Regions from separate parts of the Homo sapiens genome. Here region 2 is linked to region 1. A link is a loop called in an ENCODE intact Hi-C map of the cell type or tissue named here. Cell type or tissue: endothelial cell of umbilical vein. All regions are shown on one strand. Links, peaks and the distances in the headings refer to the core of each region. The heading gives the core; the rest is flanking DNA. Region 1 overlaps KRTCAP2 (keratinocyte associated protein 2). Region 2 overlaps DCST1 (DC-STAMP domain containing 1).

The links. A loop is a pair of places that touch in the nucleus more often than their neighbours do. Peaks named below come from ENCODE experiments on the same cell type or tissue, not always from the same donor. Only the 100,000 strongest peaks of a DNase experiment are listed, where the experiment ranks them.
Region 2: it touches region 1 in a loop (8-fold over the local background); 5 of 110 quality-filtered maps call a loop at or near these places.

What each region holds. Positions count from the first base shown.
Region 1 is chr1:155,166,837-155,169,739 of GRCh38, reverse strand. KRTCAP2 (keratinocyte associated protein 2) reads left to right here. Exons shown (of 5, transcript NM_173852.4): 5 at 180-332. The coding sequence ends at 300. Among named protein-coding and RNA genes, the nearest start is that of KRTCAP2, 5.0 kb to the left of the region's middle. RefSeq lists a silencer at 2,125-2,184. In endothelial cell of umbilical vein, for the core only: a CTCF peak has its summit at 1,701 (motif pointing right); DNase peaks (open chromatin) are centred at 1,739, 2,409 and 2,759; H3K4me3 peaks cover 278 bases; H3K27ac peaks cover 897 bases.
Region 2 is chr1:155,043,614-155,046,516 of GRCh38, reverse strand. It overlaps DCST1 (DC-STAMP domain containing 1), which reads right to left. Exons shown (of 17, transcript NM_152494.4): 11 at 525-624; 12 at 297-392; 13 at 31-157. It overlaps DCST1-AS1 (DCST1 antisense RNA 1), which reads left to right. Exons shown (of 4, transcript NR_040773.1): 3 at 362-557; 4 at 664-1,326. Among named protein-coding and RNA genes, the nearest start is that of ADAM15, 6.3 kb to the left of the region's middle. In endothelial cell of umbilical vein, for the core only: a CTCF peak has its summit at 1,428 (motif pointing left); a DNase peak (open chromatin) is centred at 1,456.

The sequences.
Region 1 (2,903 bases), core at 277-2,776:
GGATCTTACTGTGATGGTGCCAGAGTTTTTCCTTCCACACCTACCTCTCTCTCTGTTCTCCCTCCCCGTTTTCCTAAACTTGAACTTGGATTCTTTCCTTGATGCTAGTGTCTTCCCTAGGAGGCACCAGGCTGGCAGATGCCCACTGGTGCCATGACCTTTCTGTCTTCACCATATAGCTTCATCTTCTCCATGGTTGGTCTGTACTACATCAACAAGATCTCCTCCACCCTGTACCAGGCAGCAGCTCCAGTCCTCACACCAGCCAAGGTCACAGGCAAGAGCAAGAAGAGAAACTGACCCTGAATGTTCAATAAAGTTGATTCTTTGTAGCTCTGTGAGTTGTGATATGTTGTGGGTGTCATCTACCAGTATCCAGCTTAGATGTACAGAATGTTAAGACATTTGGGCACCTTCTGTTTTCAGACCTTGGGAATAGTGAGGCTTTCCTTCCTCCCACATTAATTTTTACCAGTTATCTGTTGAATACTGTCAGTGCCACTGGAGTGGCATATACTTGTGTGAGTCTCATCATGGAAGAAAAGTACATGAATGTTCTGCAGTCGTGTTCTTTGGGGAAAGGGGTAAAGGCTGCAATGCAGGAAGTCCTGTCCGTCAGTACCAGAAGGGATCTTGGAGCAAAAGAGTAAAGGAAGGAAAGGTCCCGTATACCTACACTGTTTCACGGGGTTCCACGTGGTATCTTTGCCACTCCAGCTCCCTGCCTTAAGCAAATCAGCCCCCTGCTGCAAGTGCATAGGTGGGACTTCTCTCCTGATGCTGTCCCTGGGACCTATCTGTTCTACTTCAGCATGAACATATGGCTGTGTTTAGAAAGACTCCCCAGGTGATCAACTGCTCCTAGCCTGTTTGTTCTGGTGCTTTCATTTTTTCCCCATCTTGTAGCCAAGACAATGGGAACTTCCTAAATTGTAGCGAAGTATATAAAACAATAGGAGCAAGGACACCAACCTCTGAGCCCACCTTGATGGAAATGCAGGTGGCTACTTGCACCCTGCCCTGTCTGTGCTCTGTCATGAGGAACAACTCTATGCAGAGTGCCCGTCCTAGGTGCCGTCCCTCGTGCTGAATGGCGTGTGTTTTAGGGTATACACCTCATCTTGGTCAGCTTTGTTTTTTCCAGAGCCTGATAATGGACAATAAAGACTGGTGGGTTGGGCCAGCCATGGTGGCTCAAGCCAGTAATCCCAGCACTTTGGGAGGCTGAGGTGGGTGGATCACTTGAGGTCAGGAGTTTGAGACTAGCCTGGCCAACATGGGGAACCCCATCTCTATGAAAAATGCAAAAATTAGCCAGGTGTGGTGGTGTGTGCCTGTAGTCCCAGCTACTTGGGAGGCTGAGGCACGATAATCGCTTGAACCCAGGAGGTGGAGGTTGCAGTGGGTGGAGATTGCGCCACTGCACTCCAACCTGAACGACAGTGAAACTCTGTCTCAAAAAAAAAAAAGGTGGGTTAGTTGAATGAAATAACCTGCCCTGACAAACAAAATCCTGTCCATAGGTGCCTGAGTTAGGGAATAAGACTCAGTGAAGATGAAGAAGTGAGTAGAGGAGTTTTGGTCAGGGATTAGAGGCCACCCCACTCCACTCCCATCTTTGGCTAGAACACTTGCCCTTCCGTAACCTGCCCAAGGAGGATGTGCTAGGCAGTTTATCCAAAACGCCTGCAGGGGGCGCTATGGACTCACGTCTGCCTCCTGGAAGCCAGCGGCACCCTCCTAGGCAAGCTATCCCTGAGGGCCGGGAGTGGCGTTAGTTGCTGCTGGGTCCGTCAGTGTGGAAGCCAGCCTTCTTAGAAGACTCGGAAGACTGGTCCATTTGGAAGGACTGAATCCTGAATTAAGCCTCTTCTCCCCCTAGGCTGGGAGTGGAGGCGGAAAGTTCAGTGGAGACCAGAGAGAGCCTCCCTGAGAAGATCTGGCTCTGACTCACCCGTACTGATGGTTGGGGAGGGCGGTGGGTTGTGATATATGAGACCCTCTGGGAGAGGACGAGGTTGTCCAAGTTGGTCTCTGGGCCTAAAGGGAGGCTGGATTGGCTCTAAGTCTCACTGTCAAACCTCGACTTTGTCCTAACCCGTGGGAGCACTGGGCAGAGGGTCAGGTCCCAGTCCAGGTGAGCACAGACACAGCCTAGGGCGGGGAGGGGGGAAGGGAGTGGCGGGGGACGGGATGGGGGGAGACTGGGGATCCGGCCACCAGAGGGCATCATGCCTTCCACAACGAGAGCTGGCTTTGGTGGGGACCAGCAGCGAGCATCATCTCTATGGCTAGGGGAGGGTGGGGAGGAGCCGGAGAGCAGGTGCCAGGGCAGTGCCAAGGGATCTGAGCACCTACTGCCACCCACTGCGTAGGCACCATGGGCAGCATGTGGCCCAGGAATAATGACGCCTTCCTCAGGGAATGAGTACATTTACAAGGCAGGTTGGCGCCAACGTCGCAGCTCTGCACCCTGCCTGGTTGCAGGCTGCCTGCACCTGACCTGCCAATTAACCCTGGCAGGGGTATCACAGCCACCTAATCACCATCATTAAGTAAGGGGGCGTGAGGACTCCATGGCTGCCAGAGCCCTGAGGGTGAGAAGGGCAAAGGTGCTAACCTCTTGGCCCCTGGACTTCTGGGGCTCAGTTCCACCCCGGAGGAGGCGGTAGGCCTGAGGGAGAGAGAGGCGGTAGGCCTGAGGGAAAGAGAGGCGTCCCCGCCCCTGGGGGACAGAGGGAAGCCAGATGTTTCCTCCTGCTCCCTCACACGTGGCCCTAACACCCGCCGGCGCCCGCAGCCAGCTCCGGAAACAGGAGTAAATAATGCAGGGGATGGGGCTGCGGGGAGTGCGGGAGGGCGCTCGCTCTGCGGGTTCCTGGGGGCAGAAGGGATGCCTCCAG
Region 2 (2,903 bases), core at 257-2,756, 120 kb after region 1:
GCCTGGAATGTGTCTGGGGGATGGGCTTACTGCGGAAGGAGTACTGCAGGAAGGAGTGGTGGCGGATGGTGTCGAAGATGGAGTAGAGAGCCCAGTCCAAGCCACACAGCACCACCAGCAGCAGCAGAATGGGCAGTGTCTCCAGGAGCTCCCTCACCTGGCCAAGGAGCAGGAGGGGCAGAGCTGGGCAGTGCCATCTGCCTGGGCACGGAGCACTCTCTGGTGCCTTTTACCCTCCACCCTCACCTTCAGGCCTGTCTTTGCACCCAGGAGTCCGCTCCCCATGCTGTCCTCACCACATTGCTCATTTCTGAGGCCTGGATGGTGGGCTTGCAAGGGAAGATGACGGTTTTCTCCTCAGCTTTGCGGAGTGGCAGCAGAGTCCGTTTGCCCTGGAAAACAAATGTCCACACAGTTAGGAAGCCCAAGGGCCCTCTGCCCTTTCCTCTCTGCCTTCCTGGAGCATGAACCCACACAGGGCACACAGCAGCAAGGCATCCCCGGGCAGTGCCGTGCCCACTCACCAGCTTCTTCCTGCGGTCATCGATCTGGCAGAAGTAGGTACTGATGTAGATGTTGTCAAAACGAATGTCATGGTTATAGCTGTCCATGTAGGAGAAAGACCTGTGGGTGGATGGGCAGGGATGTCTCCATCTCTTCCAGGTTCTCCTCATCTATCCCCAAACATGGGCTTCCTTGAGGCACAGTCATTCAACCAACCAGCCAGCATTCATTGAGCACCATCTATGTCCTGGGCACTGCTAGGGGATGGTGATAACAGGGAGAAGACTCTGTCCCTGCCTTCCAATTGTGTAGAGGAAGACATCCCCCTACATGATGGGTGAGACATAGCAGAAGTGAGTAGGGGATGAGGTGGGGGCTCAGAGGAGGGCATGGTCAGCCTGTCTGGGAGGGAGTTGCATGTGTGCATCTGAGGTAGGGACAGGCATGCATCTTACAGGATGAATATCGAGCAGAGTTACAGAGAGGGGGAAACTCCTTGAGGTTTCAGGAATCACCTAATCCACTGTGACTCACAAATTCCTGCCTCTTGGCTTTGCCTGCAGCATATCTCCTGGAAGTGTGCTGGGGCAAAACTCATCCCAGACCACCATCTCCATCCTCCCCCAATACACCCTGGCTCTCCCTGGCTACCCTTGAGCACGGTGCACGTGTGCATGGGTGCATGCCTGCATATATAGCTATCCCCCATGTATTTCCCAAAGCCCTACATAATGCTTCAGTTTGCTAAGGAAAAAATGTTAATTACTGCAAATGTGTTTAAAACTGTAAAAGTACATTAAACAAACTCTGTAAAGTGTGAAACATTAGTTTCAATGCTATTGCTTCTGGGGCCCTGTAAAAATCCACATCTTTGCCTTTAAAACTACTGTAAGTGCAAAGACATACTGTGAGTGCCCTCTTGTGGAGAGGCTCACAGAGGTGGTGCCTGGGCTTCCTGAGCCAGGGCCTGCCCTCCCGCCAGCTGTCCTTTCAGTGCATGACCTCACCCAGCTTGAAAGCCTGGAAGTAGCTTTTGACTCTGTGCCTCCTTCCTTCCCTCCACAAGCTGGCTCTGAGCCTCGCTGCACCTTTCCCCTTCCCCCACCATCTCAAGCCATCTTCCTGCCATGCTCTACCCGGGCCAGGCTCCCTAACCTCCAACCCAGCCTGGCCTCCCGCCCTCCCTCCAGACTTCCTGAGGCCATCTTGCCACCACCGCCAGTTCCAGGTCTTCCTGCAGGGCTTTCCAGACTGTTCTGGTCATGCCCACTTCAGTTCTCCAGGCCAGCCTCTGCCCTCTGCATCCCATGGATACCAGGAGCCTTACGCAAGGGACACCCTTCTTTCCTTGACCACCGTTCCGCATCTGCGGCCATTTGGAGCCCAGTTATTGCCCTTCCAAGGGGCACCTTCCCAGCTCCCATACACGTCTCAAAAGCCAATCCATAGAATGGCCCTTGAACCATCTCTGTCTTGTGGGTGTCTCATGATCCCAACTAGATCATTAGCTTTTTTTTTTTTTTTTTTTTTTTGAGACAAGCTCTCACTCTGACACCAGGCTGGAATGCAGAATGCAGTGGCACAATCACAGCTCACTGCAGCTTCGACCTCCCAGTGATTCTCCTGCCTCAGCCTCCCAAGTAGCTGGGACTACAGGCATGTGCCCCACACCTGGCTGATTTTGTTCATTTTTTGTAGAGACGAGGTCTCACTGTGTTACCCAGGCTGGTCTCAAACACCTCAACTCAAGCCATCCTCCCACCTCGGCTTCCCAAAATGTTGGGATTACAGGAGTGAGCCGCCATGCCTGGCGATCATGAGCTTATTGGGGGCAGGAATAGAGCTCCTTCATCTTTGTCTTCCCATGGGGCCCTAGATACACACATACCCACTCACTTGCAGTCACTCTAGGCCCCCCACATAGGGGCAGACAGAGCAACAGCCCTGTGGCAGCCCTCACCCAAGCCCTGCCCATCTCAGGTGTTTGGGAGTGGAGATGGGAAATAGAGGGTCCAGAGACCAGCAGGGGAGCTAGAGCAGAGCAAGGCCCGGGGCAGCCCAGCTGGACACTGGGCTGGGTGGGGTTGAGGACTTTGTTCTAAATGGAGGGAAAGTCGCTGCCAACGCAGCAGGCAGGAGAAAATGAAAGCAAAATGGAAAGATAAAAATGGCACAAAGTCAGAGCCAAGGGGAATATGAAGGGCAAGAAAAAATCAAAAGTCAAAGCTAAACGTAAAAAAAAAAAATCAGTATTGGGATAAAGGCTGGAAGGAGGTGGATGAATGAAGACGGTTGGCCTTTTAAGGCAGTGGGAACATGGGTAATGTTCTTCTGACAAAATGTCCACTTTTCCTTTAACTTTGTGTAAACAAAGACAAAGGTAAATAATATTCAGATTC